7 separate regions of the Mus musculus genome follow, and all the other regions are linked to region 2. A link is a loop called in an ENCODE intact Hi-C map of the cell type or tissue named here. Cell type or tissue: left cerebral cortex. All regions are shown on one strand. Each heading gives the region's core, and the rest is flanking DNA. Links, peaks and the distances in the headings are about the cores only. Region 1 holds the start of Entpd6 (ectonucleoside triphosphate diphosphohydrolase 6). Region 2 overlaps Ninl (ninein-like). Region 3 holds the start of Zfp120 (zinc finger protein 120). Region 4 overlaps Gins1 (GINS complex subunit 1 (Psf1 homolog)). Region 5 overlaps Pygb (brain glycogen phosphorylase). Region 6 overlaps Abhd12 (abhydrolase domain containing 12). Region 7 holds the start of Apmap (adipocyte plasma membrane associated protein).

Evidence for each region. A loop is a pair of places that touch in the nucleus more often than their neighbours do. Peaks named below come from ENCODE experiments on the same cell type or tissue, not always from the same donor. Only the 100,000 strongest peaks of a DNase experiment are listed, where the experiment ranks them.
Region 1: it touches region 2 in a loop (2.1-fold over the local background); 3 of 42 quality-filtered maps call a loop at or near these places.
Region 3: it touches region 2 in a loop (4-fold over the local background); 3 of 42 quality-filtered maps call a loop at or near these places.
Region 4: a loop joins it to region 2, with 3.0 times the contacts of the local background. A loop is called at or near these places in 2 of 42 quality-filtered maps.
Region 5: it touches region 2 in a loop (2.4-fold over the local background); 12 of 42 quality-filtered maps call a loop at or near these places.
Region 6: it touches region 2 in a loop (3-fold over the local background); 5 of 42 quality-filtered maps call a loop at or near these places.
Region 7: a loop joins it to region 2, with 2.7 times the contacts of the local background. A loop is called at or near these places in 9 of 42 quality-filtered maps.

What each region holds. Positions count from the first base shown.
Region 1 is chr2:150,747,803-150,752,134 of GRCm38, reverse strand. Entpd6 (ectonucleoside triphosphate diphosphohydrolase 6) reads right to left here and starts at 3,054. Exons shown (of 14, transcript NM_172117.5): 1 at 2,902-3,054. In left cerebral cortex, for the core only: CTCF peaks have their summits at 1,786 and 3,164 (motif pointing right); DNase peaks (open chromatin) are centred at 1,841 and 3,126; H3K4me3 peaks cover 1,378 bases; H3K27ac peaks cover 682 bases.
Region 2 is chr2:150,998,906-151,003,237 of GRCm38, reverse strand. The region is part of intron 1 of Ninl (ninein-like); the gene reads left to right. Among named protein-coding and RNA genes, the nearest start is that of Ninl, 8.3 kb to the left of the region's middle. In left cerebral cortex, for the core only: a CTCF peak has its summit at 2,259 (motif pointing right); DNase peaks (open chromatin) are centred at 1,413, 2,277 and 2,702.
Region 3 is chr2:150,134,704-150,139,035 of GRCm38, reverse strand. Zfp120 (zinc finger protein 120) reads left to right here and starts at 2,358. Exons shown (of 4, transcript NM_181266.2): 1 at 2,358-2,468. The coding sequence starts at 2,394. In left cerebral cortex, for the core only: no CTCF peak of the experiment used is centred there; a DNase peak (open chromatin) is centred at 2,297; H3K4me3 peaks cover 1,551 bases; H3K27ac peaks cover 815 bases.
Region 4 is chr2:150,919,994-150,924,325 of GRCm38, reverse strand. The region is part of intron 4 of Gins1 (GINS complex subunit 1 (Psf1 homolog)); the gene reads right to left. Among named protein-coding and RNA genes, the nearest start is that of Gins1, 13 kb to the right of the region's middle. In left cerebral cortex, for the core only: no CTCF peak of the experiment used is centred there; DNase peaks (open chromatin) are centred at 571 and 2,476.
Region 5 is chr2:150,828,430-150,832,761 of GRCm38, reverse strand. It overlaps Pygb (brain glycogen phosphorylase), which reads right to left. Exons shown (of 20, transcript NM_153781.1): 18 at 4,184-4,318; 19 at 3,068-3,134; 20 at 1,014-2,400. The coding sequence ends at 2,248. Abhd12 (abhydrolase domain containing 12) reads left to right here. Exons shown (of 13, transcript NM_024465.3): 13 at 1-247. Among named protein-coding and RNA genes, the nearest start is that of Pygb, 44 kb to the right of the region's middle. In left cerebral cortex, for the core only: a CTCF peak has its summit at 3,891 (motif pointing left); DNase peaks (open chromatin) are centred at 1,559 and 2,198; H3K27ac peaks cover 1,316 bases.
Region 6 is chr2:150,842,010-150,846,341 of GRCm38, reverse strand. Abhd12 (abhydrolase domain containing 12) reads left to right here. Exons shown (of 13, transcript NM_024465.3): 4 at 1-98; 5 at 2,921-2,951; 6 at 4,051-4,096. Among named protein-coding and RNA genes, the nearest start is that of Gm23598, 40 kb to the left of the region's middle. In left cerebral cortex, for the core only: a CTCF peak has its summit at 1,824; DNase peaks (open chromatin) are centred at 1,356, 1,721, 3,986 and 4,231; H3K27ac peaks cover 3,816 bases.
Region 7 is chr2:150,607,553-150,611,884 of GRCm38, reverse strand. It overlaps Apmap (adipocyte plasma membrane associated protein), which reads left to right and starts at 3,318. Exons shown (of 9, transcript NM_027977.3): 1 at 3,318-3,497. The coding sequence starts at 3,406. In left cerebral cortex, for the core only: CTCF peaks have their summits at 2,506 (motif pointing left) and 3,238 (motif pointing right); DNase peaks (open chromatin) are centred at 2,499, 3,297 and 3,747; H3K4me3 peaks cover 1,527 bases; H3K27ac peaks cover 1,231 bases.

The sequences.
Region 1 (4,332 bases), core at 267-4,266, 250 kb after region 2:
GGGAGAGCAGGAGGCTTGGTGGTATGGGCTACAAGTAGGACTTGTATCTGGCTGGCAGCGGTGTGTGAGTAGGTCAGGCTAATTCCTCCAAGGGTCTCCTCTGCAAGGCGGGTGGATGGCTGTTCATGAAGGACCACCACATAACTTGCAATGCAACCTGGGAATTCAATGTGCTCGAGGGGAGCCACAAAGAACATAAGCACTACAGGCTTTGTAGATGGGCAGAGGATACATCACATGGGAACTGGGGACAACGATGGGCAGAAGGACCTTGTGGCTGCCCTGCGTGAGGAGAGAACAGTAGTTCTAGGCCGGGGAACTCATCCTGAGCTGGTCTGGGTAAAACAGAAGTGGGATGACACTGTACACAGAGCAGGCCTTCCTTGGTCCCATCTCTGGTCACACTCAAACACTCTTAGGCAAGCAGCCCAGGTTAGATGAATGCTGCCTCTGAGCCCCAGGCCCAGAGCAAGAAAATAAGACAAAACTTTCCCCTGTTCCTGCCACCTGTAGGGCTCAGAACGGTTTTCTTGGCAGATGCCAAGGGGTAAGCCTCCCTTGCCAGGCCCCAGCTCCTGCCGTGCTCTGGATCTCACTTGGTTCCATTGCACTTAAGAGCTACCCAATGCTCTCATGAGCGGCTCTCATCCATCACCTGCTGTGGGTGGCTGGTACTTGCACCTCATACCATACCTTTGATCCTTGCCCAAGCACTCCAAGAGCACAGTGCTTCTTTTTGCCCTGAAAACTCAGCTCCTACACATCCCAGGCCCTTTGCGCACACACTATTGTCCATTCCCAGAATGTTCAGCCATCAACTGGGCCAATTTTGTCCAATTCTGACCCTATCCTAAAACCTCTGCTAAAATCCTACTACCACTGCCTTCCCCAGCCCGAACATCTTCATCATGTGCTCTGAGCGCCCTACACCAACCTGGAAATACAAGACTCTACCTTTATACAACCTGACAACACTTATCAATTTGCATTTACAATCACTGCATTTACATATCAGCAAGCTCTGGATGATATGAACAATCCAAACAGAACATCATATCCAGGGGGTACAGGACCAGAACCAGACAAACTGGTCCACAGGGTGTCCATGTTTCAGAGGCTCAACTCCAAACATCAACTTTCTTCTGTCGGGTTGAAGTGTTTGTCCACAGCTAAGGGGTAGTGCACGAAGGACTACTTTTCTCTAGCTACGTCTCACACCCAGTGGTGGTATACTGATCAGACTCCCAAAAAGCTCACCGAGAACAGCTCAACCTTAGTTTGCACTTTGCCGAACAGCGTTTGCAGAAGCAGCAGCTTGAACTACAGCCAAGTGGAGAATGAGCAGGAAGTGGACCGGAACAGGAAGCAGCACACAGAGGCAAGCAGAGGTGACTTGGGGAGGTCCACCTCCTGTCAGGTAGATGCGGGAGTCAGAGAATGTTAGAGGGCGAGCGAGGAGGGGAGGCTAGATCTCAGAAATAGGCTCCATCTGATTCAAACTGGCAGCTGCCAGATCTTTTCAGGTTTGCATTAAAAGACAGGAACCAAGCTATGTGGGAAATGACTGCTGCACATGCTACACATGTGTCCAAAAATAAAGCATATTAACAAAGCATCATGTATTTCTCCTGGTAGTTGTAGAAAGAAAAAAAAACACATATATCTATATCTATATCTATATCTATATGTATATAGATATAGATATAGATAGATGAACAGTCCGGTGAAGACTGCCTCCTCCTGATTCTTTTGCAGGGTGCTATGCCTGCATGGGCCAGTAGGTTCTTCCAGACCTAAGTACACAGAGAGAGAGCTGTGTAACTCTCAGGTTCGTTCTGTCCATGAGGCTCCAGATGGGACTCAGATACACACCATCTTAGTCTACACTTCTTCCAGGGCAGGAGAAGGGGGGCGGGCAATATTCAGACTTACCTTTATGCTTGCTGCATTATTTTCAAGGACATTGTTAAAACGCTGGTAACAGGGATGGGGAAACCTCCCCTCAACGCTAGGTATTCAGCCCCCTTCATGGCTCTGCAGCACCCCAGGAGAGATCCTGTAATCACATTCCTCTGCCTCTCCCTAGGGAAGCTCCTTCCTCACTGTCTGAGAGTTTCCTATTCTGGCTATGAGCATTCCCTACGCCCCTCACCACACAGGATCTGCAGAGACACAAAAGGACCAGGTATTTTCAGGTGACTGATTTTTTTTTGGGGGGGGGGGGATATACTCTCAGGGTGAAGGGCTGTGTCCACTGTGACCTACTCAGCAATGTTGTCTCAAAACCAATTACTTCCTGATGCTTTTAAAATAAAAATGTGTTCTCACTGACTCCCTGTCCTACATTCTGGGTGTCTACATCTGGACCTTTCTCTCTCCTTTAACCTGAAGCACCTGTGGCCACACACCAACTCAGGTGGAACCACCCTGACCCCTGGTAAGTTCTTCCATGTCACCACCGTTCCCACCTTCCACACAATCAGAACACAGGGTTTCCCCGGTTTCCTGAGCCTCCCAGTTGGGCTATCCAGTGCAGAAGGGGAGGCGCCTGGGCCTGGTTCTGCTGGGGGCGGGTCAGCACAAGCCAGCAGAATGAATGGACGCGGCAGGGCTGTGGGCTACACTCGGGCAGAGACCCCTGCTGCTTGGCCTACAGCATAGCTCACGAGTCCCACGGTGTGTTGTAGACGTGCGAGGGCTACGCAGCAGGGTCGGAAAGACAGCCAGTTGAATGGACCGAGAGCGCAAGTGACCCCGAGGCCTCCCCCCGGAGCTGTCTCCGGGCCCAGGGAGGTATCAGGCATTGGAACTGCACCACGGGGAACCCCGTCCCTCGCGCGCGTGGGGAGACCAACCGTAGTCAGTCCTCCGGGCCAAGCACATTTCGCTGGCCCCGCTTACCCTGCACGGCTCCCTCGGCCCCGCAGGAGAGGTAGTGGCGTAGCCGGAGGCAGACAGCGACCACACACCGCGCGCCCAGCTCTCCAGCGCCGGTCCGCGTCAACAGAGCCTTAACGCGTGGAAGCAAACCCCAGCAGACGCCGAGAAGCTGTCTCCGCCTACGTGCACTTTGCGTCACCGGGTGGGCAGGACGGCGTTGATGCGCGTGTGCCATGGCGTTTGCCAGCCACGCAGGCGCAATAGCCATGTGCTCTTTGGGTGTTTATTTTTCTTTCTGCCAGTAGGGGGCTCTGGAGCTCCTGCTTATCTTGGATCCTTCTAACAAGTCCTGAGGTGTGGGAGGAACAGAGCCTTGTCTTGACTAGAGTAGGAGTTACTTCAATCTCATCCATCACCTCGTCCTTCTGTAGGCTTTCCTCCTGCATCCCTCCACACCCGAGTTGCTTCTTTTACTTTCAAGGGAATTCGTGATAGGATATGCATTCACAATAGAGAATGCGGTGCTATCAAGCGTCCTTTATCCTTGGCCATATTTTCTGATGTCTTCCTAGAAGCCACAAGGTTGTCAGCTCCTAACTGCAGCGAGACTCTGGATGTATGTCCCTAATTCATTTGTCTGAATATCTCCCAAGTTGTCTTTTCCCCACCGAACCAGGACTCCGCTTCTTCCTGCCCACGTGATGGCATCTATACATTGGGGTGCAGGACACTGGTCTTGTTCCTGGAGGACATCCCTGTCTATCGGCTGGGAAAGCCTAAAAGCAAGGATTTCTAATGAAAAGATGGGGTACTCAGGGAGTGAGTGGGTGGATGCTAACCACAGAGTGCGGGGATACTGTGTGAGAGTAGGGTTGGCAATCGCTATTAGTCCCGCGAAACTATTGTAAACAGCATGTGAGCAGCTCATTGGACCTTGCCTTGTCTCACTTTAATAAAACCACCAAGATCTGATTACAACGGAAGTCTATATGGTCTCTTATTTGGCGGATCTTAAAAGCTCTCCCCTCCCCACTTCCCTGGCTGTTTTGTTGTACATAGCACTACAGCATCCCAAGGACTGACTATCTTGCTACTCACTATGGATGTGCTGTGGGAGAGAGTCTTAGTATTGGAATTGGCTATGATAAACTATATGCTCTTTGAATACAACTCCAGAGATACGACTCAATTTTCTCTTCAGTTATTGTACTAATTAACACTCTTACAAATAATGTGTGAAAGCATGGGTTCCCCACGTCTTCAACGGTGGAGTCCTTCCAAACGCTGGGTTCTTTGCTAACTTGTAGTAGAAAAACTGCACCTCACAGTTTTGACTTAATTTTCTAGTGTTTTGAAGTTTGTTCGTGGACCTGTAAGGACCCTGCTTCTGTCTTCTGCCTTCACATCTTTTACCATCTTCTCCACTTTCACAATACTTCTCTCAAATTCTCT
Region 2 (4,332 bases), core at 146-4,145:
CAGGCTGGCCTTAAACTCAGATATCTGCCTGCCTCTGCCTCCCGAGTGCTGGGATTAAAGACATGCGCCACCACTGCTGGGCTCATGGAAATATTTTTAATTTAAAATGTTATTTTATGTGCATGGGTGTTTTGCCTGCATACACATGTCTGTGCACCAGTCTTGTGCCCAGTGCTGTGGAGGCCAAAAGCAGGCATTAAATCCTTTTGGAACTTGAGTTAGGAGTTGTTAGTGAGTTGTGAGCCACCATGTGGATGTTGTGAATAGAATCTTGGTCCTCTGGAAGAGCAGCCAGCACTCTTAACTGCTGAGCCATTTCTCCAACTCTGAAACATTTATTTAGCTACTAAACATTCCTAATGTGTGTGTACTGTTGGTAGGAATGAGGAAATATTTTTTTTAATGTTTGTTTTATAACTGGAGTTAGGACTCATTTAATCAGCTCTATATCCTTATAGCCAAGACCCATGTTTCTTGCCACTGGAAAAAGCCAACCACTGAAGGGACCAGTTATTTGGACAAAGAAAAAGACTTATTTAGAAAGCTAGTATGCTCTTTAGTTTATGTCAACTTGACATAAGCCAGAGTTATCTGAAAAGAGGAAACCTTAATTGAGAAAATGTCTCCATAAGATCCAATTTTAAGGCATTTTCTTAATTTGTGATTGATTGGGGGAGGGCCCAGCCCATATGGGTGGTGCTATCCCTGAGCTGGTGATCTTGGGTTCTATAAGAAAGCAGGCTGAGCAAGCCCCGGGAGCAAGCCAGTAAGCAGAACCCCTCCATAGCCTGGGCATCAGCTTCTGGCTCCAGGGTTCTGCCCTATTTGCATTTCTGCCCCGACTTCCTTCAATTTGGAAGTGTAAGCCTAATAAACCCTTTCTTCCCCAACTTGCTTTTGGTCATGATTTTATCACAGCAATAGAAACCCTAACTAGGACAGCCATCGTGGAGCCTGTGGCCAACAAAGACCACCTTGCTGGGGTGTTATGGGTAGATGCAAGGCCTGCAAAGGGAGTCAGGAAGGTAGGTTAACACGAGGGCGCTTAGAAACGTGGGGAGGTCTGCTTTTCTGATACCAGGCAACGCTGTTTTCTCTAAGCTACTGGGGCTTCCCGGCTCTGTGAATCTAAAGAAAGGTTTCTGATTAGAAAGTTCTAGAACTCACATCTTTTTTTAGCTTCTTTTCTCTGGATTGGCTCCAGTGCAGTTACAAAGGACATAATTTTCCCCATCAGGAGAAGATAAGCTGAAGGCTACTCCTCTCTGGAGAACAGGGAAGTAGAGACAAACAGCTTCCTGTAGGGGACAGGGGAGGTCTGTAGAAGGCAACTTCTTTAGCAAGTTAGAGACATCTACAGCAAAGCCAGTGGGAAAGCAGTGGTGTAAGAGCATGTGGGTGTGTGTGTGTGTGTGTGTGTGTGTGTGGTGACGTCAATGGCACACGTGCACATGTGAGTGAGGCCCTAGGAGGAGGAGGACATGGGGTATCCTGCTCTACCTGTCGCTTTACTCCCATAGAACAGAGTTTCTCATTGAATCTGGAGCTCACTGGTGGCTTTTGGTTTATTCCTAGCTTGACTGGCTGGCCAGTGAACCCCAGAACTGTGTCTGTGCTTTTAGGCCACACCTTTTTTTATTTTTATTTTTTATTTTATTTATTTATTTATTTTAGCAGAGCTAAGTCTCTTACCCACTGAAGCATCTTTCCGGCCTGCTAACAACTTTTCAGACAGCTAGAGGGTTTGCTCTGCCACAGCATTGGGCAAATTGCTTGCGTCTGCCTGCTGCGTTTTCTTCACCTGTCAGTTGGCCACAGTCATGATGCCTCCCCTGTAAGACTCCATCCATCAGTGCTTAGGAATGTACTCAGGATCTGCCTCCATAAAAAAATGTTAGTTTTGTTTATGAAAATGTTCTGCCAGATTTCAGTCATGTGCTGAGGGGCGATCCCAGGACCTGCATGCCGTGAGGCAAGATTTCAGAAAGCCTCCCAGGCCCCATTCTGTTTTTCTCCCTCAACCTTTAAGGTCAGTTGACTAAAACAAAACAAAACAAACCACTCAGAAGAGCAAGATGTGTAGAAACATAGGTCATATAGGGAAAAGGCTCTATTAGCATTTGTGTTTGGGGCCTTTGAAATTAACTCTTTAGTCTTGAGGCTTCTTCTTTTTTTAAATTAAAAAAAAAATGTTTCAAGTGTGTGGGTATATTGCCTGCATGCACGTCTGTGAACCACATGCGTGCATTGCCTGTGGAAGCCATAAGAGGGCATCAGATGCCCAGCACTGGAGTCAGGGACAGTTGTAAACTGCTACGTGGATCCTGGGATTGAACCTGGAAGAGCAGTCAGTGCTGCTGGCTGCTATGCCATCTCTTCAGCTCTGGGGCTTTTCTTTTTTTTTATTATATTTTTTAAGATTAGAATTGCCTCATTTCCCCCTTTCCTTTGCTCCTTCCAAACACTCCAGTGCAACTCCCCTCTTGCTCTCTTTCAAATGATGGCCTCTTTTGCTTTAACTATTTAATTTATTTAATTATCGTTGTTGGACGTATACATCTCTGTGTGTGTGCACATGTGTGCACACATGCCTTAGATCTCTTTCCCTATTCTCAAGACTGGGCAGCCTCTCCCCTTATGAAATGAAGTCCCTGCTTCTGCCTCCTCCATCTCCATGCTGTTGCTAAGCAGTCAGACGAGGTTTTAGTTGCAGACACTTGGCTTTCAGTTTGGAACTTCCATCTGGTCCTTTCAAAATGGTTTCTCTGCTAAGGTTCCTGGTCTTAGCAGAGAAAGGTTCACACGCAGAACCTGTCTTCCACACCCCTGAGTGTTCACAGTGGCAGACGGGCTGAAAACCACTCGGTCCGACCTCTGGACCTTCTAGGGGTGTTCTCTGGGTGTATTTTTCTTGAGAGTGCTTTTGGGGATTTTGGTTTGGTCTGGTCTGTTTGTCGACTTAATTTCTGTGGCAGATGTTGAATTATGTCTTGAATTGTGAAATGCACAATGTAGATGTTGTAGGTTCTCTTAGAATTTCTTGAAGCACATTGATTTTTCATTTCCTCGGGAAGGCGGCCTCGGGCTGGAAACTGCATACTGTGCAGTAGCTCACGTTCATTTCAGGTTTTATCCTCAGCTGAGTGTTGGGAGCTGCTCCGGGTAGGCAGGGTTTAGGACCATCTAAAGATAGATACAAAATTTATATACAGGGTTTGTAAGTCTTTCTCTTTGTGGGTCTCAAGATTTTAGTATTTTCTTATTTTCAGTTGCTGTGTTTATCTGTTGGTCTAAGTTATTATAAGAGAATGCTTGAGGCCCTTTTTTTTGTTTTGTTTTTTAATAGTTGTCTTGATAGGAACTATACAGGAATACCAATAGAATCAACTAGCCTAGACCCTTCGGGTCTCTCAGTGTCTGAACTACTAGCAAAAGAGCATACACAGGCTGGACCTAGGCCTCCCTGCACACAGAAGATGTGCAGCTGGGTCTTCATGTGGGCCCCAAACTAGAGCAGGGCTGTCCCTACAGCTGTTGCCTGTCTGTGGACATTTTTCCCCTAACTCAGCTATCTTGTTTGGCCTCAGTGGGAGAAGAGGAGCATGGTGGCTAGAGGCCTTCTGTGTAGCGTAAGTGTTTCTGCTTGGATGGAAGGTAACCTGGGACTCAGAAGCTCAGGAACCACACAGCTCTGAGGTGGGACAGTGTCCCAAGGGAAGGGTCTCCTGAAACCTAGGGGACCCAGGAAACATAGAGCTCTAAGAGGAAGCCTCCTCAGCAGAAACTGCAGCTCCCAGGGGAGAGCCTCCTCTGCAGAGCTGAGGAGCTCAGGGGCTCAGGAGCCCCTCTCCTACTCTTCACCGCTTCTCTTCACTGTTGGTTTTCTTCTCCCAGAATAGCCACAGCAGGCAGGGAATCTCAGGAAAGAGAGTTAGTGGAGGGTCCAGGGATGGCTGCCCTCTGCTTTCAGGTCATGAACATCAAGGAACTTGGCAAAGGGGCGGTGCTTACCATATAGGATTTATGAGGGGGCGGAGCTTCTCAGGGCAGAGATTTCCAGAGTGAGGATTTTCAAGTCCTGAGCTTGGAGAGGTTGGTGAGGGGAGGCTCAGGGATTTGTAGGTTTTCCTGCTCAGGGATTGGTGGCTTTTTCTCACACACAAACACACACACACACACCTTTTCCCTGCATCTGGCCCATGGGTTAGGGTGTGAAGTCCTTTCAGGCAGCAGCTGGCTTTTGCTGAGACACCATCTCTGTGGGGTTGCTGGGGAGACTGGAAGGGAGCTGCTGCCACTGTAGGGCTCCTGTGGGGCGGTGGTTTCACAAAA
Region 3 (4,332 bases), core at 95-4,094, 860 kb after region 2:
AGAAAGGATTTGTTTTATTTAATATTTTTTGTGTATGGCAGTTTTGACTGCATGTACATCTATGTGTCCCATGCATGCCTGATGCTTTGTAGAGGCCAGAAAAGTGGGATTGATCACCATGGAACTGGAGTCACACATGGATGTGTGTCCTGTGGATACTGGGCCTCAAATCTGGGACCTCTAAAAGAGCAGCCTGTACTCTTAACCACCGAGACCCTTCTCCAGCCCCTTGACATCCTATTTGAATGTGCTGATAGCAACTATTTTTTTTAATCTTCCTTGAACCACTTAGAAAGAAGAATAATGACTTCTAGTACAAATTAACACACATATTCTAATAAAGTTGGAAAATGGGAACCTCTTTTCTTGGATGTAGCTCTTCCTTCCTGCTTGCTCCTTTTCATTAAAACACTCTTCATAAGACAAAACAAGAGAACAAGGTCTCTGCTGAGATTTTTTTTAAAGACTTCTTTTGTCAATACAACTAATATAAATCTCTTTACCTTAGTCTCAGGTAGACTCTTCAGACAAGGGCATAAAGCACCCATCTTCTTCACCAAAAACAGTCTCTAGGCCAGATACTGAAGTTCTTCTTCACTGAAACATCTTGGGCCAGGTCTGCACAGTACAAGTCACTCTCAGCAGCAGAGTCTTCCAAATACCTACTAGGATAGCCCAGTAAGCCTCAATAGAAACATTCCACTGCTTGCAACTACTCTGTGTCCCCCCAGCACACTCCTACCCAGCTACATAACAGAGTTAAGCAAGATTTCTGAATTCTTTTACATTGTTAAAAATAAATAAATAAAATGTACTTGCTGTCTCCTAAGCATCAAGGAGCTGGGGTTATGGGCTGGTGATTCATAGGATAATCAAAAGGGATCCTGGAATAAATAACCAAATTCATATATAATTAAAAAAAACAGGCTTTTGATCTGCATATGATGAGCTAGCAGGAAGATACTGCACTACTTTTTAAAATGTTTTTTTCAGTATTGAGAGCTGAGCTATCTGGATATCTCTGGAAAGCAAACACAGCTCTTCAGGATTTTTTTCTAACATTCTAATGTCTGAGGTTAGAAACCCAAAGAATTACTTAGAGAGGCGACACAGCTCTGTTAAAATATTTTCTAGCAGTTATCCAGAGAAGACTATGTGAAGAGTGAACACAGCAGATTTTTTTTTCCTTTCTGATTTTGAAAACCCAAGAATTACTTTTAGAATTTTTCTAACAGTATTTTTTGAATTGGTTGGAAAAGCCACGAATTTTTTAGATCAGTTTTTTCTGACTTTGGTCAGAAAACTGAGGAGCTATCCAGAGAGCGTTTAGAATTTTTACTAGCAGAGAGCTGTCTCAAGCAGAAAGCTAGCTGTCTCAACCTCAGAGGTTTTAGAATAGAAGGTAAAATCTGTCTAGAGCAGAGCAGAACACACAGACACAGAGAAAGCAGTCTGGGAAGCCATCTCATCTGGAATGCTATCTCAGCAGAACATAAGCCAGCAGCTTGGACCCATGATTTGAGTTCTAGTTGCTTGTTTCCCTGTTGCTCTCGAACACCCCTTCTCTTAGGAATCCAGACCTAGGTGAGGTTGGTCCTCTGCATTAGTGTTCTCTGTTCTTTCTATACATTGATACATTTTTGTATCTATACATTTTGATACATTTATTGGTTAGATCACAGATAATGATTAACAGGCAGCATTGGCTCCTTAGCCATCTACTTTTACAGCGTCATTTACTGGATGGTTAGCTAAGATTTTGTAATAGAAGATGGACATTCTAGAGGCATTTCTGTCCATCACTTTTATAATTTACAAAATGTTTCTGCATGACTTTGAGCTATATGCCATTAAAAATCTCTGCTTTTACCTTGTGATCAAGTTCAGAAGAGGATTTAACATAGCATGCATAGGGGTAGGCAAACCTATATGTGAACTTATCAACATTCCCTAAGTAAAGTCTCAATGATTCCAAAAGGAAGAAGCGGAAGTGCCTACTGAGTGTTGTGACTGGAGCTTTGGAAAGCTCCAAATTTGCAATGTGGCCCACAGTGGAGAGAGGCGGGTAACTCAGCAACAGCAAATTGGAGTTGTGGGTCTTCCCCTGACCAGGGTGGGGGAAAAAGACCAGCAAGCAATTGGAAGACAGACACAGGTGGTACTGAAATGCAAATTTCTACAGACCCGGAAAAGGACTGGCCTCTGCTGGCAACCTGTGCCTGGAATTATTCCTCTGTGTCCCTTCAACACACTCTAATCCTATGGGTGGTGTGTATGTCACTCCAGATTCACTAGCCAATCAGGACATCCAGCCGGATCTGCCACTCAAAAGTGAAGGCGGGCTCTTCCGGGTGCGATCTTGCAAGTTCCTCTTTTAAAGCTGGCAGTCGCGAATGTTTCTGCTTGATGTGTTCTGTGTACCGCTCCTGGGTGCGGGGACCTCAGGCAAGCCCAGAAGTTCCGACATGGTAAGTGCCAGGCGGTCTCCCACAAAGGGGAGGAGCAGGCGGCTGAGCCAAGGGGGCTGGAGTGCTGGGTCGTCCCAGGGCTCAGTAGTAAACAGCAGCCTGACAGAAGCTGAGACTTGTGAGCTTCCCTGTGGTCCTTTTCTCTCTCTCTGGACCTGGCGGTGGGCACTGAATCATCTCACTAGCGTGGCTGCATCTACACAAAACATTTGGGGAAAGGGCTTCTGTGTAGAAATACCCTTGGCAGGATGCCAAACTCGGAGAGCCCTAGTTTCTATAGTAAGTTTTGGCCTTAGCATTTAGGCATTTTACAGGTAGGTATAAGACCCATTTCGAGTTAATTTTGTGGAGCCTGTAAAAGGCATCTCGTGTGTCGGATAGCACTCAAATATTAAGCGGTGATGTAGAAGAGTAAAATTGATGTAAAGGATCTAGACTAATGCTTGTAGTGACGGCAAGTCGAATGTAGGTGAGAAAGGACTGCCCCTAAAACTCCACACAGGTATGTGCTATGCTAAAAAGGCCGAATGGAGAATAGGATGCTAGAATACATGTGGTAGTGTACCAGGATTGTCCAGACATTTGTCCACAAACCATAACATAGGAGACAACTCTGCTTTACAATCATGAATTAGGCCCATCCTGACTTCAAAGAGCAGGTCTCTAACAAGTGGCTCCAAGGGGTAAAATAGGGCCACAACCAATTTTAAGGCCTGGTGTGCCATAAAGGTCTGGTTTTCTTCTTGAGAAAAGCATCGTTTTGCCACATGGGCAAGACTACAGCTGGTGACAACCTTTTGAAAAGGAAAAACACTGTTTTGGTGAGGACTGGCCTGGTCAAGCAAGGCATAGAACAGCTCCTTCTAGGTCTCCAGAGCCAATGCCAGCCTGGGGCTCAGGCTTGGGAGCTTCCCCTAAGGCCCTGAAGTGCTGAGAATAAAATAGAGCTCCTTCTCTAAAGCAAGGACGGTGCTTGGGAGAGCGGGTGGAGGTCTGGGGCCAGGGCCTTCGGGGATGGCTTGCTTCAGACCCTGAGATCCCACCACATGCGGCTATGGTTGTCAGTCCCGAGTCCAGTGTGGGCTTGGTCAGGAACGTTTTTGAGAGGTTCTCTCTTCCTGTTTCTCCAGCTTTCTTTTATTAGCTCCTTCCTGTGGTTTTCTCACTGTATAGTAGTTTGTGCTGACTTCATAAAAGTCTCGTATCTTGTTCCATTTTCCCCCTGTAAGAAGTATACAGGATGCTGTTCTTCAGAAGCCTGTGTGGCATAAGACAGCCTATCCAAGACACCCCCATCACAGCTTTGATACTTTCTTCCGTTTATTTATTTATTTATTTATTTATTTTTCCAGGCAGGTTTTCTCTGTGTAGCCCTGGCTATCTTGGAACTCACTCTGTAGACCAGGCTGGCCTTGAACTCAGAAATCTGTCTACCTCTGCCTCTGCCTCCCAAGTACTGAGATTAAAGGCGTTTGCCACCACTGCTTTCTTCTACTTTTCCAACCTTCTCATCTTCTGGCACCTCAAACTCAGAACCCCATCACCAAAGAGTGGCCTGCTGTTTCAGTGCACTGGTATACTTAAAAATAATTCTGGTTATATCTTTGCTGTGTAAATCTCCCATCTGTGGGACTTTCGGTCTCCAGTTCATATTTAAATTGCTTAAAATATCACCTGGGGCCTGAACCTAAGAGAGACTTACATGAGACAGCATATGTGGAATGTAAAATCTGTTCTTGGCTGTCTCTTCTCTAAGCATTAGCCAGAGCTGAATGCATGCTGCAATGAAAGAGATTTTTCTTAATTAGTCTTGTAATCACTTACGGAGCGATTTCTCCTGGGGAAGGTGTAAAGATTCTAGGAG
Region 4 (4,332 bases), core at 145-4,144, 79 kb after region 2:
ATGAAACGTGCTCATGGAGGCTTTTGCTCTTTCCTCCTGATGTGTTTGTGTGTATAAGTATAGGGGTGTGTGAGTGTGAGTGTGTGTGTGTGTGTGTGTGTGTGTGTGTGTGTGTGTGTGTAAGTATGTAAGCTGATGAGACAGATGGCTGGGCCTGGCCTATGTATGTAAAAATATGTATGTATCAATGCATATATGAATGTGTGTCTCTGTGCATATTTGCATGTATAAAAGTGCTTCCCTCTGCACAGACTCACTTTTCCTAGTTTAATAAAGACTGATTGCTCCAAGCCTCCCTCTCACCTGGCCAGTGAGGGGCCAGGCTCCCAGGCAATAAAGAAAGGAGCCTTAGCAAGAAATCCTTCACTGAATTCTCCAATGCTATATAGTGTATGTTAACTGCCAGAGAATGATAAAGTAAGAGTTAACACTTACCAAGCACAGAGAATTATAAGAGATAAAGAGTTAAGTCTTCCTAGCACTTAGTGAAGCACAGAACAGTGATAACGAGTTACATTTTTAGCACAGAAGAGCCGATCGTCATCTTTTGCCCTGCTTCCAACGCTGCGTTCCACTTCAATACCCGTTCCCTTAGGTGGGCAGGATCCTGGCAAGCAACAGCTTATAAAAACCTCAGGGAAGACAAAGGCCCACGGCTCAGCTACCCTGCCCACAGGAATGGAACTGGCAGGCTCCAATTGCTGAGGACCTCAAAAATGGCCATAGGTACTCTAGTGCCTTATCTGTGTTTTCTCTCAAACTCTGGGAGAATCCCTCCTCACCTTTTATTCTTTTTGGTACTCTTATTTAGTGTTACTTAGACATTTAACCTCTTTGGTTGTTTGTTTGTTTGTTTGTTTGGTTGGTTGGTTGGTTGGTTGGTTGGTTAGGTTTTGGAGACAGGGTTTCTCTGTGTAGCCCTGGCTGTCCTGGAACTCACTCTGTAGACCAGGCTGGCCTTGAACACACGAGAGATTCACCTGCCTCTGCCAGTGCTGGAATTAAAGGCCTGTGCGCCCCAAAGCAAGTCTGTTTTTTTGAGGCAATTTCACCCTGTAACCCTGGTTGTCCTGGAATCTGCTGTATACACCAAGTTGGCATTGAGCTCACAAAGATCTGCCTGCCTCTGCATCCTGAGTGCTGGGATTAAATGTGTGCACTACCATGCCTGGACATTTCTACTTTACTTGTGGGGGGAAAAAATAGCTGGGCTGGTGGTGGCACACACCTTTAATCCCAGCACTTAGATGGCAGAGGCAGGCGGATTGCTGTTATTTAAAGGCCAGCCTGGTCTACAGAGTGAGTTCCAGGACAGGTAGGGCTCCAAATAGAATTCCTGTCTTGAAAAACAAAAACAAAAATATAAATAAATAAACTCTTACAGGCATCTAGAGTCTACACAGTGAGTTCCAAGACAGCCAGGGCTACACAAAGAATCCCTGTCTCAAAAAACCAAAACCTAAAACAATCAAAGAAATTGCTGAATTTTTTTTTAGTTAAAATATAACCACATTATTTTCCTCTTTCATTTCCTCCCTCCAATCCCTCCTATGTAACATCCTTCCTCCCTCAAAGTCATATGTGTGTGTGTGTGTGTGTGTGTGTGTATATATATATATATATATATATGTATGTATATGTATATGTATATATATATATATATGTATATGTATGTATATGTATATATATATGTGTGTATATATATATATATATATGTTTCTGTGTGTAGATAAACATATATACTGCTATATACACATGTCTGCTCAGTCTGTTTAGTGTTACTTGAATGTATGTGGTTTCACGGCTAACCATTTGGATTGGATAATGAGTGAGGCAGCTCACCCCTAGGTCAACTCCTCCCTGCAGTGCTGTGTCTGTGGACAGAACCCCAGGACTCTGCCACACCTTCTATTTTCAGCCTCTGTCTTTGTTAGCAGTCTACTTGAGGTGCACTTTTCCAGGTCCTGGTTAGGCAGCCACATTGCTGAGGTATGACAAGTGACGCTTCCGTGTCATTTCTAGACGACAGTCTCACAGCAGACTGCTCTGGCTCTTACAGTCTATGCCCTCTTGCACAGTCTTCCCCATTTTTAAAGGTTTTTTTTTTGGTTTTGTGATTCATCTAATTTAGTTTATAGATAATTTTCACTGTTAAGCAATGGGTTTTTTTCTCCTTTTCTTTTTCTTTTTTGCCCCATGTTTTCCCCTTTTTAATAGCTCCCTCTATATATTTAGAATAATTCGACCTTAGGTTACTGGTTTTAAGTACTCATTAAGAATATATATATATATTCTCCTTACACTTGCCAATTGTTGAACTCCCCTTTCTTGTGTTAAATCTTGTTTTTCTAGTTCCCCCTTTTCCCTGCTGTCTTCTTTTATGTCATTCATTTTCTATTTCCACACTCACTCTAAAAATGGCCTTTGCCCCATATCCTGCAGCAGCTTTGCCAGTTTCGCTTCTGCGTTCCTGCCTCGGCGTGTATTTCTGTATCTTGAATGGCTTCTTAGCTGTTGCTATTGCAGAAACTTGCTTTTTCTTTACGGAGAGTACTGGAGATTAAGCCTTAAAGATTTCCAAATAAAACAGGAAGAGAGATCCAGACAGACAGAAATGTACATCATGAGACAGAGACCAAAAATAGAAAGTGTGGCAAACTAGTTCCTCCAAAATTCCAGAAGTTTACTGGTAAAGACTGATCAATGTCTTTTAAGACAATGCAAATCAATGGTTTCATTCCATCCAAACCCTAAAGAGAAAACGTCAGCCATACACAGGGTAAGGTAGCAAAATGGGCAAATTGAGATGAAAGTCAGTAATTTTCTTCTGAAGAACTGGCCGCAAAGACTCTGATATTGTGATAATGTTAATAAAAAAAAAAAAAACCCAATGAATTAAAAAAAAAAAAAAAGATGCCATGGAGCAGAAGATGAAGCACTATATCCAAGCATCACCACAGAGACAATGACAGAGAGCTCTGCCACACAAGCAAGAGTCCAAACCTAAGAATCCACAGGATAGAAGTTAAGATAAATTGTAAAGGTTTGAGAGATTCTACTCAATGAAATTACAACAAAAAATTCCCAAATCTAGAGAAAGATATTCAGGCACAAGAGGCATTAGGACTCTAAAGACACATGTCTAGAGAAGAATCTCTCTATAACATATTATAGCCGATACATATATATACCAAAGCAAAAAAGAATTACAAGATGACATAAAAATTCTATATGTTGAGGTACGGATACTGGTAACTGTCTATAAAGGTCACAAAGACCCAGGTACACTAAGTAGTAGGTGATCTCCACACCTCATTTTGATCATTAAAACCCTTTGATAACAAAGAAACCTCTGAGTTAAATTCTACTGCAGGGGCTGATGAGATGGTTCAGTGGTGAAGAACACTTGTTGCTCTTGCAGAGGGCTTAGGCTCAGTTCCAGCATCAACATGGTGGCTCATAATCATCTGTAACTCCAGTTCCAGGGAATCTGACCCCATTACTGACCTCCAAGAGCACCAGGCATGCACATGGTGTCCATACATACATGCTGGCAAACCACTCATATACATAAATCTAAAAAACCAAGCTACACCATAGATCACACGCGCTTATCAGAGGTACACAGACTGGCTATCTAGCAGGGAGCCCACAAGCTTCTGGAAAAGAACTCACGTTCTGGGCCACAAATCAAGTCTTAAAAAATACAAGAGAGGGCTGGAGAGAAGGTTCAGTGATTAAGAGCACTGACTGTTCTTCCAGAGGTCCTGAGTTCAATTCCCAGCAACCATATGGTGTCTCATAATAATCTATAATAGGATCTGATGCCCTCTTCTGGTGTGTGTGAAGACAACTACAGCATATTCACATACATAAAATATAATCTTAAAAAAAAGAGCATCTAAATAACTTTTCATCTCTTATCAAATTACTGCAGTAAAACAAGAAGTCAACAAGAAGAATATTGAAACTACACAAGTACTTGGAGACTTAATAATATAATTTTGAAGAAATTAGGGAAGAAACTGAAAATTTCCTAGAATCAAATAATATAAGAATGCAATTTACCAAAACCCTTGGCACATAGCTAAAGCAGTTCTAAGAGGAAAAGTGGTAGCTATAAGCACCTATATTGAGAAATTAGATATCAAATAAATTACCTGGCAATGTACCTCAAGGTCCTAGGAGAACGAGAACTGTCCAAGCCCAAGTGCAGTAAGAGGTGAGAAATAATAAAAAGCCTCCCAACAACAACAACAAAAAACCTCAGGACTAGATAGGCTCACTGTCAAATTCTACCAACCCTTTCAAGAAGAGCTAACACTAACACTT
Region 5 (4,332 bases), core at 236-4,235, 170 kb after region 2:
AAGATTCAGGAAAATGGTTCTTTCTGCCCTTCCTAGCGTTTACAGAACAGACTCCAAGTGGTTCAGTTTGTCTCCTACAGCTCATTTACCTGCTTGCCTTCCTCAGCTGTCCCTGCCTCTCCTGGCATCTGATTACCCACAGTAAGGGGCACCTGGATCTGCACTTCTTCCATTCTGCCCACCTGTCTGTCACCTAACCTGGCCGTAGACTGAGCATTTATTTAAGAATAAAATCTCGGTGGTGGTCTATTTATTGTTTTCTCTACAAAGCAGGAATCAGAGTTTCTTCCTTTGCTACCCCTCACAGCTCTGTTCCTGACCCCTGCCCCAGACACAATCCCCACAGAAGTCAAAGATCTGCCCCCAACTCTTCAGGCACTGGGTTCTGCTCTGAACGGAGGCACCTACTCCTAAAAGGCAGGCCTAGACAAAGAGCCCACATGACCACGCTACGCAGGAACATTGGCATGGCCAACACAGAAGCACTGATCTTCCAGAGGATATGAGCCGTATAACCAGGACCTGGGAACCGGCCAGACTCATTTCACCAGTGTCTTGGTCCAAGTGTGTTTGGCCTTTTGTCAAAGCAGCCTGACCTAAAGCTGTCCACCTGCAGACTAAGCAGGGCTGAGAAGTTAGAGCACAAGGCGTAGCAAGACCTGACATGAGGAGCAGCCGTGGGCTAGTTAAAGGACCCATGTCTGGAACTCATGCTCACCCACAGCAAAGTATCATAGCGCCGGCTCCCTAAGTGATCCTCACGACACGGGAAACAGGCCTTCCCTGCCTCACTCTAGGCCAGGGATTTAGCTTTACTGAACCCAGCCCGTGGTACCCACCATCAGGGTCCTTGTATAAACTGGTCTGTGCCAGCAACTTGCGCCTGGCTACAAAGGGACAACTGCAGCCTATTCCACAGGGTGACTATCCAGGCTTATATCCTCTAGCCTCTCGAGGGAGTTACCTGAAACTGTATGTCATGGTGGAAATGCAGATACCACAGTGACCAACCATAGGCATAGAAGTTTAATCCATTTCTCATACAAGGAGGTAATAGCAAGTAGTAGAAGGGTGGTCATGTATTGCGGCTTCAGGGGACCTCATGCACAGGGCAGCAGATGACCAGCCCTAGAACCTGCCCACCCACCCCCACAAGCTACCACAGTGGCTCCGGTGATTTAAGTCCTGAAAAGACACTTCCCAGCAAATGCTCCCATGGTGGGGAAAGCGAGGGGTTCTCCTGCCCACCCCCAACCAGATAGAGCAGTGCAAGGTGGTGAAGCCTCTGGAAGGATAGTTTTATGTGGTTTCTATGACAACGCACTCTCCTTTGGGCGGCACTTAATGTAGATTCTGCCCTCTGAGGAGCACAGCTCCTGTGGTGGGTCCTCACCATGCTGCTGTAGCAGAGTGGAGTGTACACTGGACCCTCTGCAGGGCCAGCAGCTTAGTCGTCAGCCTAGCAGAAATATCCACACTGACCAAGTTCAAGGTTTACTTGCTAAAAAGGAAGGCTTAGCTAGTTTCAGTTCCTCCTGAAGTGTTATTTCCTGTTGAAAAAGCAAAGAACTAAACCAACCCTCTATAAAATTGCCAGTCCTCAACCAAGGTCTCAGTTACGGGATAAAGGTCTCTCTCTCTTCAGTGCTCCTCTCCAGGGGTTCTGGGTTCTACTTGACACCCACAGGGTTCCACAGATGGCTAGAGGCATGGCCTATATGGGTCAACCACCCACATACTCAGTACAGTCAAGGGCAAAGGACAGGAAGCTGTGAGCATGAAGCCTGAAGCAAAGGTTCTACCCAGCAGGCCAACAAGACCACACACTGGGGCTGGCTGTACCCTATGGCTGGTGACCCAGGTACTAGCAGAACATAGGAACACTGGCTACCACAGATCCCTATTCACACCCCAAACTAAAGGCTTAAGCTCACTCAGCTACGTGCAGGATTTCAGGGGCTCAGCTCCACTCCCTCCCTGCTCGGCCTCTGGGGATGATGATGGGCTGAAGCTGTGGGGACCATCTCTGCCCATCTGTGCTGTGAACTCTGCAACAGTTCTTCTGTAAGAAGCCAGGAGGATGCCACGCCTTCTTCCTCATCCAGGTCCTCAAAACCATTCCCATGGTCCTTCCTGGAAGCATGGCACTTCGGATAGCAGGGACCAGCGGCTGCTTGCAGTGCCTGAAGACTGGCGTGGGCACAGTCAGCTAAGCAAGCCACTGCTCTCACTGTGTGGGATAATTAATTAGTCCTTGGGGAGGTTGGGGGGTGGGATCTGCAGGTCAGAGGGCTCCACACCCCAGATCTCCCGGGCGTATTCAGTGATGGTCCGGTCACTGGAGAACTTGCCAGAGCAGGCTATATTCCTGATCACCTTTTTAGTCCACTCCTTGGAATTCTGTGAAGGGAAAAACAGACTGATTAGCATTTGGCAGAGCTAAGGGATCCTAGGAGCCCAAGCCTTCAGAGCATGATGACATTAACAGATAAACTCTGAGCCTTGGGGCAGCCTGTGGTAGAAGAGACTGCAGCCATGTGCTCACAGAAAAGCCCTCACTTGGCCAGAAGAGACACACTGGATTAAGGGACCGGTTGCTTAAGACAGGATTACTGTTTTGTCTTCTAGAGGCTCCTAAGGCATGGCTCGCAACATTAAGCCAAGAGCACAAACTGGTGAGCAACTGCCACAGGCAGACCCAGTGTCCAAAAATGACTAAGCACTCCCTTGTAAGACTTCAGCTTCATTACAGCTTGCTCTAGAACTTCAAAACTGTCCCCGGACTGGAGGCTCCAGACGTCAATGGAAGGAGCCTTCTAGGAAGATCTTGATTCTCGTGGGCCAGACCCGTGGGTGATATTTTCAGGTTCCTTATTCTAGTTTTGACTATCAGAAAAGGTTTTCCTCATGACACCTAATGCCCGGAGAGCTGACCTAGAAACAGGCTGGACAGACTGATATCAGAGCAGCCCACCCCTCTGGTCTCAACCATGGGTTGAGAAGTGGTCTAACCCCCAAACAGATCCACACAGACCTAGCCAAACACATCTAGGCCCACAAGCCTTACCCGGTATAGACGGTCCACCTGGGCCTGGCATTGGATGTAGGCTTCATAGTCTGCAAATACCTTGAATCTGAAACAGGAGTAGGAGGCTGGGTCAGGGCAGGATGTGCAGTGGGTAAGGAGCCCAGCCTAGAATGCCTGTCCTCTGGTATTTCCCAGAGGACAATTTCCCAGCCAGTTGATTGGCCCAAACTAATGCCGTTCATATCCTCCCAGCTCTGTTGGGGGCCAAAGTGGAGACTATTCTGCCTGTGGGTACCAGGCTGTACTAAGTCCACAGGCTTCTCTGAGAGTCCTTAGGTTCTGGAGGTGCTTTTTAGAAAGTCTGGTTTCACCAATTTCTTTTAAGGAAATTGTCATTTCCAAAATAGGTGTTAGAAGTGCACAACCCAAACGGCAAGCCCACGGTGCATTTTATTTTATTATCTAGGCAGAGGCATGACTCACTATTTAAAAGTCCCTCATCGTAGCCTCCAACAGGGTCCCACTCTGTGCTGTGCATCTAGTCTGAAGCCAGTGGGCAGCACTGGCTTTAAAGAACCTTAAAGACAGGTTCACCAGAGCAATCCAAAGTGGAGAGGTTAACACCAGATTCAACTTTTACCAGCAGGGTAAACACTACCCCGAGGCACCAGTGTCTTTGTAGACCTGCCATCTAACTAGGTTGGGTATAACCATGCCATGTTTAACGATATACCTCAAACACTGACTACATTGTAAGTTTGCAATGAGACAAACTGACTCCATTTTTACCAGGGAATGTCCCTGAGACTAACACTTATCATAGATAACCTCCCTGCCATCACATAGAGGGTGCACTCCTGAGCACCCTCTGCTGGTCTGCAACAGCCCAGGGGACAGAGCTCCGCCTTGTTCACACCTATGAGGACTGGGGGCTGGGTGGTCCAAGGTCCCCGAGGTATCACTAGAAGCCACTGCAGATGTGGCTGTGAGTCTGGCTGTGGTAAGGTCTCCTGGACTGAGGCGGAGAGAAGATTATAAAACCAGATCTGACCCTCATAACATGGAGTTTTCAGCCCACCAGGAGAGTTCAGCTGTCTCAGTAGTGGGGACTAGTGGCCAACTTGGAAAGCCAAAGTAATAGAGGTTGTCTCCTACCTGTCGTGGTACATCAGCATGTTAACCACGTCCTTGAAGCAGTCTGGATCTTTGGGAGAAAAGAAGCCACTGCTGATCTGATCCACAGCCTGCCTCAGCTCAGGCAGGCGCTCATAGAATTCTCTGGCATTGTACCTAGGAGAGATGAG
Region 6 (4,332 bases), core at 243-4,242, 160 kb after region 2:
TGGAAGAATGCCCAAGGGAAGGACCAGATGTGGTATGAGGATGCTCTGGCTTCTAACCATGCCATCATACTATACCTGCATGGGAATGCAGGCACCAGGTAAGCCCACACAAGTAGTATGACCTCTGTGCAGTACCTGGCTCCTTCCTAGGCTGAAAATGTATTAGCGTAGACTATGTGAAGCATGCCTGTGGTCTTTGTAATCAGATTTACTGACCTTCTGCATGCAAGGAGAGTTTCTACAGAACAAAGGAAAGGTACAACTTTTCTGGGGCTGGAGAGTTTGGAGGCAGACGTGTGTGCTCTGGACCTGTGGGTCTCTTCTGCCCAGAGCTCACAGACAGGGAGACAGTGCTGAGCAGCAAGCAGCTGTGGAGGGTGCACTTGAATCACATGGAAGGGGATGTGTTTCTGTCAGAGACTAAGCTCCTCTAGCCACAGGAGGGTTCTTTCTGCTTTGGGTCAGAGGGCACTGTGTCTGCTAAAGTGTAGTTTAGGAAACTGGGCTTCTCTTTAAGGAAATGGTAGTCACTCAAGGGGTGGCCTCAGTATACCCTTGAGGAAAATACTGACTCCCTCTCGACTTCCTGTGTTTGTTACCTCTGATCTGAAAAGTGGTAGGCAAGTCTGTGAGATAGCCCCAAGTATAGACTAGGGCAACTATACGAAAAGGCAAGCACTCCTCCTCCTCCTCCTCTTCCTCCTGCTCTTCTTCCTCTTCTTTCTCTTTTCTTCACACTTCTGAAAAAGAAGCAGAGAGTATTGAAAAGTGGCTAGAGGGAAAGCCAAAGGCTGAGCATGTCTGTCCTAGGCAGTCTGTGTATGAGCTGTCTGCTGGCAGTCTTGACACATCAACACAGTAACATCAGTGTGTCCTAATGGGCTGTTGAAAAAGTACACACTTTGTCCATTTGAGCCTTTCTATTTTATCCCAAATGCTTCTCGTGAGTGGGTTTAAGGCCTTGAATTTGAGTCTGGCTTAAGCTGGAGCTGCTCTCCCACCTGAAAAGCCCACGTTCTTTTTATACCACAGCATGTTGTTCGCAATGGGCATAGGGAGGTGCCTTTTTGAAAGAAGAGCATTGTTTGGAAAATAACAGGGTCCCTTTTTCTATGCTTCTTTGGGTTGCCTGTGAGAGAGCCTGAAGGAGTCAGAGGGAGGCAGCCCTTCACCAGCAGGGCAGTGTGAGAGTAGCTTCAGGGTAGACCTTTTATAGGTAGAAACAGCAAGAAAAACAATGTATGGGTCTTTCTAGAAGGGAAGGCAGTCCTGGGCAGCTATCTGCTATGGAGCCATGCAGAGGGCACTGTAGAAAGAACCCAGAAGCACTGCCCACGAGGCTGGTTGCTGTGCCAAGAGCAGACTGTTTGGCTGCTGCTCTGTAGAGTTTGCACTCTGCTTTGTTGAGAACAGGCTGTAATAGGTTTCTCTTCTGCTTTTCAAAGACCAAACAGCTCTTGTAGCATCTTTCTGTAAATGAGAAAATTGTAGTTGGCTGTGGCACATGGTTCTGATAGTAATATGTTAAATAAAAGGACAAAGCTTTCCTGTAGCTTTATGTCTGAAAGGAATATGGTGACATTCAATGCTTTGCTGTGCCCTCCTACTCCCGGAGGCTGCCTTTAGTGCCTGCATTCTGTCTGGTTCTGTCTACACCCCATTTCTTAAGTGCTATGGCTCACCTGCTGAAGTGCTTCGCTGGCTATCCCTCCCTCCGCAAGCACAGTCCCCGGGCAGCTCCATCAGTCTGAGTAATCATAGCACAGAAGTCTCTTGAAGGTGTAGCTTTCTGAGCTCGCAGTCCCACTTTCTGTTTTCAGTCAGCGGAGGGGGTTTGGGGAGTTTAGGAAAGGTGTCTTTCAAAGATAGCTAAGAACATCTGGCGTGATTTCCCTCTGGTCTTGAACACATTTCTTTGCATTTTTGTGCTTCAGTGTATATGTTTTACTCCTCTAACTCATTCGTGTGTCCTTGCAATGGCATTCCCACTAACCATATGCCTGAAATGGCCTCAGTGCTCATTATAAAAGAAGGAAAATAGGCTTGAAGGATGAAGAAAGGATTAACAAATGCTTGGCTAAGACCCTACTCTGCTGGGAGCTAGCCGTTCTCATACACTATGAGTTAACAAAGGCCTCCTGATGAAGGTCCAGCAGGTAGGGCCAGGATTCACTATGTCTTGGTATAGTCCACATGTGTGTGTGGCATGTGAAGGGACATCAGTATAGCCTGATGAGGCAGCACATGGAAAGGAACTCCCATGACCAGGGAGTCCGGATAGGAAATGAGGGGCAAAATAGGAAGGTACTTGGACAAGTTCCTTGACACAATATCCATGGACACAGGTGGCCCTAGCCCTAGGATGCTGGGAAGAGCTGGGTAGCATGGGCAGGCAGGATGGGGGTGTGTTGTTTCCATGTATCTCTTGAATCTGGGACTATTAAGTATTGTTATTATTGAAAAAGTACATATGATAATTAAGAAATACCCTAAGTGCTGGAAATACGTTTGATGCCACTTAGGTGGATCCCGAGAGTCATGTGTCTACCTTAGGCCTTTCTTTGAATGGGCTTTGGGATCCCAGATTTACATTTTTTAAAAATATGTATGTGTGCCTATATGAGATTATGTGCACTATATGTATGTGTGCCTATGTGAGATTATGTGCACTATATGTATGCAGGTGCCCACACATGTCAGAGGGCATCAGATCCTTTGGAAGTATCGTTACAAACAGGTGTAAGCCGCCTGGTGGGGGTATTGGGAATTCAGCCCAGACCCTCTGAAAGAACAGTAAGCATTCTTAACTACTGAACCATCCCTCCAGCTCTGGGATCCCAGACTCTTGAGGGTTATCTTGTCCCTACCTTGAACAGGGGCACTAACAGTTGTTACTGTTTCTCTCCTTTTTATGCTGCAGAGGAGGTGACCACCGTGTGGAGCTGTACAAGGTGAGTGACGATGGCCCAAAGGAGCATGCTGTTTGCTGCAGGATGCTGGACTAGAAGGGGTCACTTGAATCAGCCACTCTGAAAAGTCACCATTCATGAGTGAACATGCCAGGTCATGCCCACTGGTTTTTCATGGTTCTTCCTGTGTAGTTTCTGAGGTGGCTCCAGAACCAGTGCATGCAGTTTGGGGATTCTGTCGCAGGTGTCTGCTAATGAGACAAGAGGCATCTGACGTTGCTTTCTCTAGTAGAAGCAACTCTCTTTGTCCAGGCGCACATGGCTTTGGGTGCTGGCTAGGAGAGGGCAGGGATTACCAGGCTGTTCCTGGGAAAGCACCTGTCTTCCTGAAGGTGCAGTGCTAAGTGCCTGTAGGTGACAGTGGTGGCATGGAAGTCTCTTTCACGGTTCTAGGCATTCCCAAGCCAGTGTATAGTGCACTGTACATGAGTAATGATTGGTTTGGGTTGGTATTTTGGGTTTTATTTTGGTTTTTGTTTTGTTTTGTTTTGTTTTGTTTTTTTCAAGACAAGGTTTTTCTGTGTATCCCTGACTGCCCTGGAACTGCCTGGTCTATAGACCAGGCTGGCCTCAAACTTGGAGATCCATCTGCCTCTGCCTCCTGAGTGCTGGGATTAAAGGTGTGCACCACCACCTCACAGAGTTATGATCTTCATGAGAATGGGCAAGAACAGCTAGTAAATCTGTAGGGAGTCTTTAAAAAATATAGAAAAATTCAACAAAACGAGAGGAATACTAGGTTGCAGTAAGGTTCCTAAAATGAAGTCCCTGGGGTCCACCAACAACATCCTGCCTCCCTCAGGCCTATTGACGGTACCCGAAAGTGTCTGCTGCCCTGTGTGGTAAAGCATCATCCTGACAGGTACAGGAGCTGGCCACTTGGCCATCTAAGCATCAACAGAAAAGGCACCCTTCCCATGTTGCTTAGCCAGAGGAAGTTATGACATCCTCCAGCAGCGGGTCCAGGCAGGAGCTGCATGTACACAGTCTGTTAACTTCCCACTGTATGCATGAGTTCTGCGGGAAGCAAGCTGCTCAGCCTAAGACCGGTTGCCAATAATGGATGTCTTTCACTTCCCAGGTGCTGAGTTCCCTTGGCTACCACGTGGTCACCTTTGACTACAGAGGTGAGGCTCCTTTTAAGAATGGTTCATGCCCTCACTGCTGATTATACTTGATGGGCAGACTTGTGTGAGAGCTTGGAAGTGAGGCAGGCAACTTGTTTGTGCAGTTCTGGGCGTGCACAGATTGTGCTGTCAGGGGAGGAAGGGAAGTAGACATTCTGTTAGCGTCTGGGTGCTGACTTTACTGCCAGTGCCCGGATAGCAACGTTTAAATGCAGAAAATACTGTCCTTTCTCTTT
Region 7 (4,332 bases), core at 182-4,181, 390 kb after region 2:
ATTCTTGAGCCTACTCTCTTCTGCCCTACCTGCCCTGAAAACAGAGCCTCCTACTATGACATGGTCTTTTTCAATACTGCTATTCCACTCAAAAACTACTTATTTATGCACTTAATGTAAATGTTTTGTCTGAAAGTATGTATATACACATATGTGTGCTTGGGGCCCACAGAGGCTAGACAAGGGTTTTGGATCGCCTGGAAATGGAGTTGTAGACAGTTGTAAACTGCCACGTGGGTGGTGGAAACTGAACCAGGACCCTCTACAAGAGCAAATGTGCTTAACCATTTAGTTCTCTCTCTGGGCCCTTCTTTCCACTTTCTAGTCATTTGCTGTCCCCTTTAGATGGTTCATCATTCATCAGTGGACCCTGAAGCCTACCCTTGCTTATCACCCCTTGGTCACCAACCTCAGGACCCCTCAAGTCCTCCTACTTTGTCTCTTGCCCTTCTCTATCCTCCCAGCTCTTCATCTGGAATCTTACTTATCCAGAGTTGGTGCACATGCTCCGCTGGTTTACTCCTATGTCAGCACAGCTTTCCCTGAAGGTCTCAGGATACCTAGCCTGTCCTTTGTGCCACTCCTTTATAACAGTCATCTATGTTTTCTATCTTCCCTCCCCATTTACAACCATGAATATAGACACATCTGAGGACCTTTGTTTTGTAACAACCCTTAGGACCTGACAGGCATTTGGGAAGTATCTGTATAAAGAATTGAATCAGTATGGGATTAGAGGGTAAAGCTTAAGACTAAATTCAGGTTTGTTTCTATTTTGTCTAATTTACCACATTGGGAGATGACTGCATAATATCATGTGCTTCTTTTTCCATGCTGGGATGGCCCCATTTTTGTTGTGATAAATGTCGTCTGTGTAGACGAGCGTTTCAGCGAAAGTGAGCTGCATCGTAAGTCCCAGGATGTGTAGTAGTCTCACCCAGTGGTTCCCAGTCAAGGGCCCTTTTGTCCCTTGCAGGACATTTGGGCAATGTTTCAAGATATTAAAAAAATATTATTTGTTTCTAATCTCTTGTCATTATAATAAATACTGAGGCAATCAATTTATAGAAGGTTTACGGTGACTCAGGATTGTAAAGGCTTTAACCTATGATCAGTTGGCTGCTTTGGGTCTGTGGTGGTACATTATGGTGGGGGTATGTGGTGAGCAATTGCTACTCCAATGTGGAGAAATGGGAAAAGTAAAAGAGAAAAGGGATTAACTCCCATACCCTCATCAAAGGCATGCCTCCAGTGTCCCAGTAGGGCCAACTCCTTACAAATGCCATTACCTTCCAGTATCACCCATGCTGAGGACCAAATTTTTCACAAATTTTTGGTGTTCCAGATTAACTTTAGCACTAAACTAGGTGGGGTGCTACTGACATTTAAAGGGTAAAGGCCCCAGGGGTGGTGCAAAATATCCTATACTCATGACAACTGCCACTTTACCTCTACAACAAAGGATTATCTCGCCCCAAATGTTATCAGTGCTGAGGTTGGGAAACCTGAGCTAACCTTGCATGGCAGTCCCATTTCTCTTTGTGCAAACAGTTGGTACAATGAGACAGTAATGCTGATTGGCTGCAGGGCTGGAGGGTGATGTGGGACAAGAGAGCACTAAGACCACATACAACAAGCAGAATGGACTTTACCGTGACTTGCAAACAGAAAACCCCTAAGTCATATTGCATAACACAAATGATCGAAGCTCAGCCTATTCTAACCCCAGCTTATTCAGACTCATGTGCTTCAAGATAAGGCCATGAGTGTATCTCCCAGCAATTCCCTGTGGACTTATTTGTTTTAGAGATATGGCCACTGGCTCTTCCAGACACTTTCCTAGTTTACAAACTCTAACCGATCCGTTCCAAGACCATTTCTAACTTTAGCCCTGAATTTCATGAACAGTCTTCCATAACTGAGGAGCTCACAGGTCGTCTGGTGAATTCCTTTTATGTAGGAAGTTCAGTGTATTCAACTCTTTTTTATTCTTCGTGTGTGTGTTCCGGGTTGTTTTGGCCCATGTGTTTCACACTGGGCATAGGATACGCATAATCCATGTAACAGGCACTGGATGTAACTGGCTACTTGTGACAGCTCAGGAATGTTCACAGAGCCTCCCACAGACGGGGATACTCTGGAGAGTTAATGAGAGATTTTCAGCAATGACTCTTGAGATGGATTCTGGATGATAAAAGTGGTTTAGGTGGAGGTAGAAAAAAAAACGTATCACAAGGAAACAAGGAGTAACATGACAAAGTCAGAGACATGCAATCAGAAGGGGAAGCCATTCAGGTCTCCAGGTAGGCGCCAGACCCACACAGCAGTTGTTACAATTACCCACGATATTATCTTTATAATGTCTGTCTTCAATGATGGAATCAAGTACCATGTTGCCAAGCCTTGGATTATATATAACCTGAGATCCCTACAGAACTGTGTTAAGAAATCTCCACTTCCCTCAAGCGAGAGGAAAAAGAACATTGAGGTGGCATTCTATCGCCATCTAGTGCCGAAAAGATAATGGCATGTTTGCTTCTGTAAAATCCCAAGTGAGGTACAAAATCCAGCACCTATATCCTAGAGATCCTTCCCAATGCCCTACTTGGTTATTGCTGCCTGAAATTCTCCTGTCCGCCCTTTCTCTTCCAATCCTACCCCCACATTCCTTCACCGGCTAAATGCTTCCACTAGACCAAGTTTCTCTCTTTAAAATCACCACTGTATTAAAATTTACATGTATTGAAGTCATGGCTCTCATTAGTTCCAGAAAGGAGGGATTTGCCTGCAGTCTGCTCACTTCACCTCCTGGAGTATGTCCGACTCGCTGTAATACCGTGGAAGCACTACCTGGTGGTTGCTTCATGATTCCTAAAGTTTTGCTATTAGCAGTCTTTTCTACTTGGGCCTGTCTTTAGGTAACTCCCTTTAGAAAATTTATCAAATGTCTATTGTATAACCACTTGACGATCTAGCAGTCAAAATCTGATCTTAACCAAAAGGACACATTTTGAACTTTAGCGGAATCTTTTCAGAAAAGATAACAGTTCAGGCGGGGATTACTGCATTGAACACATTTCGTTAAGAATCAGTGGCATCTTCTCTTTGCAAGCTTGTTACTGCAGACTTCACCGCCCAGCACTCGGACTTGAGGAAGACCCGCTACAGCCTCACTATCCAGACTCGGCTCACTGAGGGAGGGACCCCCTCACCATTTGCCTGCAGCTGTAGGCTGGGGCCAGGGGGTGGAGCCTTACTGCTGTGCCAATCTCCAAAAGGGGGCGGGGCCTGCATTGCAGCTCCGGCGCTAAGTTTACGTCATTTCCTCGCGCCAGGGAGTAGTTCTGAAACCCGCGTTGCTGAGTGTCAAGGCGCTGTTGGAGGTGTCAGTGGAGAGGCGGCAGAATGAGCGAAGCGGACGGGCTGCGGCAGCGTCGGCCCCTGCGGCCGCAGGTCGTCACGGACGATGGCCAGGTCCCGGAGGTCAAGGAGGGCAGGTAGGCAGGACCTGGGCTGGGATCATCCCACGGGAGAGAACCCTCCTCATTATCCCGGCTTGGACCCAGGAGCCGGGTTCGGGCTGACAGGACAATCTGCGGGGCGAGGCCTTGCGTGGACCTGGTTGTCCTCCCTCACGCTGCTGTGGACCTTTTCTGTCCCTTCTTGCCACCCAGCCGCTGGAGCCAACGCCTTTTGCCTTTCTTTAGTTGCACGCATCTTCCCGACTTGTCCTTGTTGGAACCTCTGATACTCCTGGGACAGCCACCTGACCACTGCCGTCAGCCGATTCTTTCGCGTTCCTTGTTATTCACTTTCCTTAAAGAGAAGTCAGAAAAGATGCTGGGTTTCCTTTCTGCGAAGGTCCTCCTCCTGCATCTATTGACGCCGCGCAGTCTGTACTCCTCAGCGTGGAGTAGAGAACCGACTGACATTGTTGGCAGTGTTTCTGAGAATTCGGCCTTGCAGGTTTTTGTAATAGGGACAGTAGTTACTGACAGTAAATCCTTAAAAAGAAAAATTTTTTTTGGGCCCCAGTCTTTCTGACTTTCAAAATGCACTATTAGCCCACATATGAAGCATGCTCCTTAAACCGTACTAGAAGACATTTAAAATTGACTTTTCAACTTGGTGACCAGAATTTTGTACTTTGAATATCTAGATCAGCCTCAAAGTTGTGGAATTAACTTATATGATAGAAATATTAGAAATATTTCTTTGGTCACCAGCAATGTGATGAAGGGATGTGGTGCATACTAGATGAGAGACAGTTTTTGCTTCTGATGATCGGTTTGACTAATGGTAATAAGATAAACATACAAACATGTTTTGGCT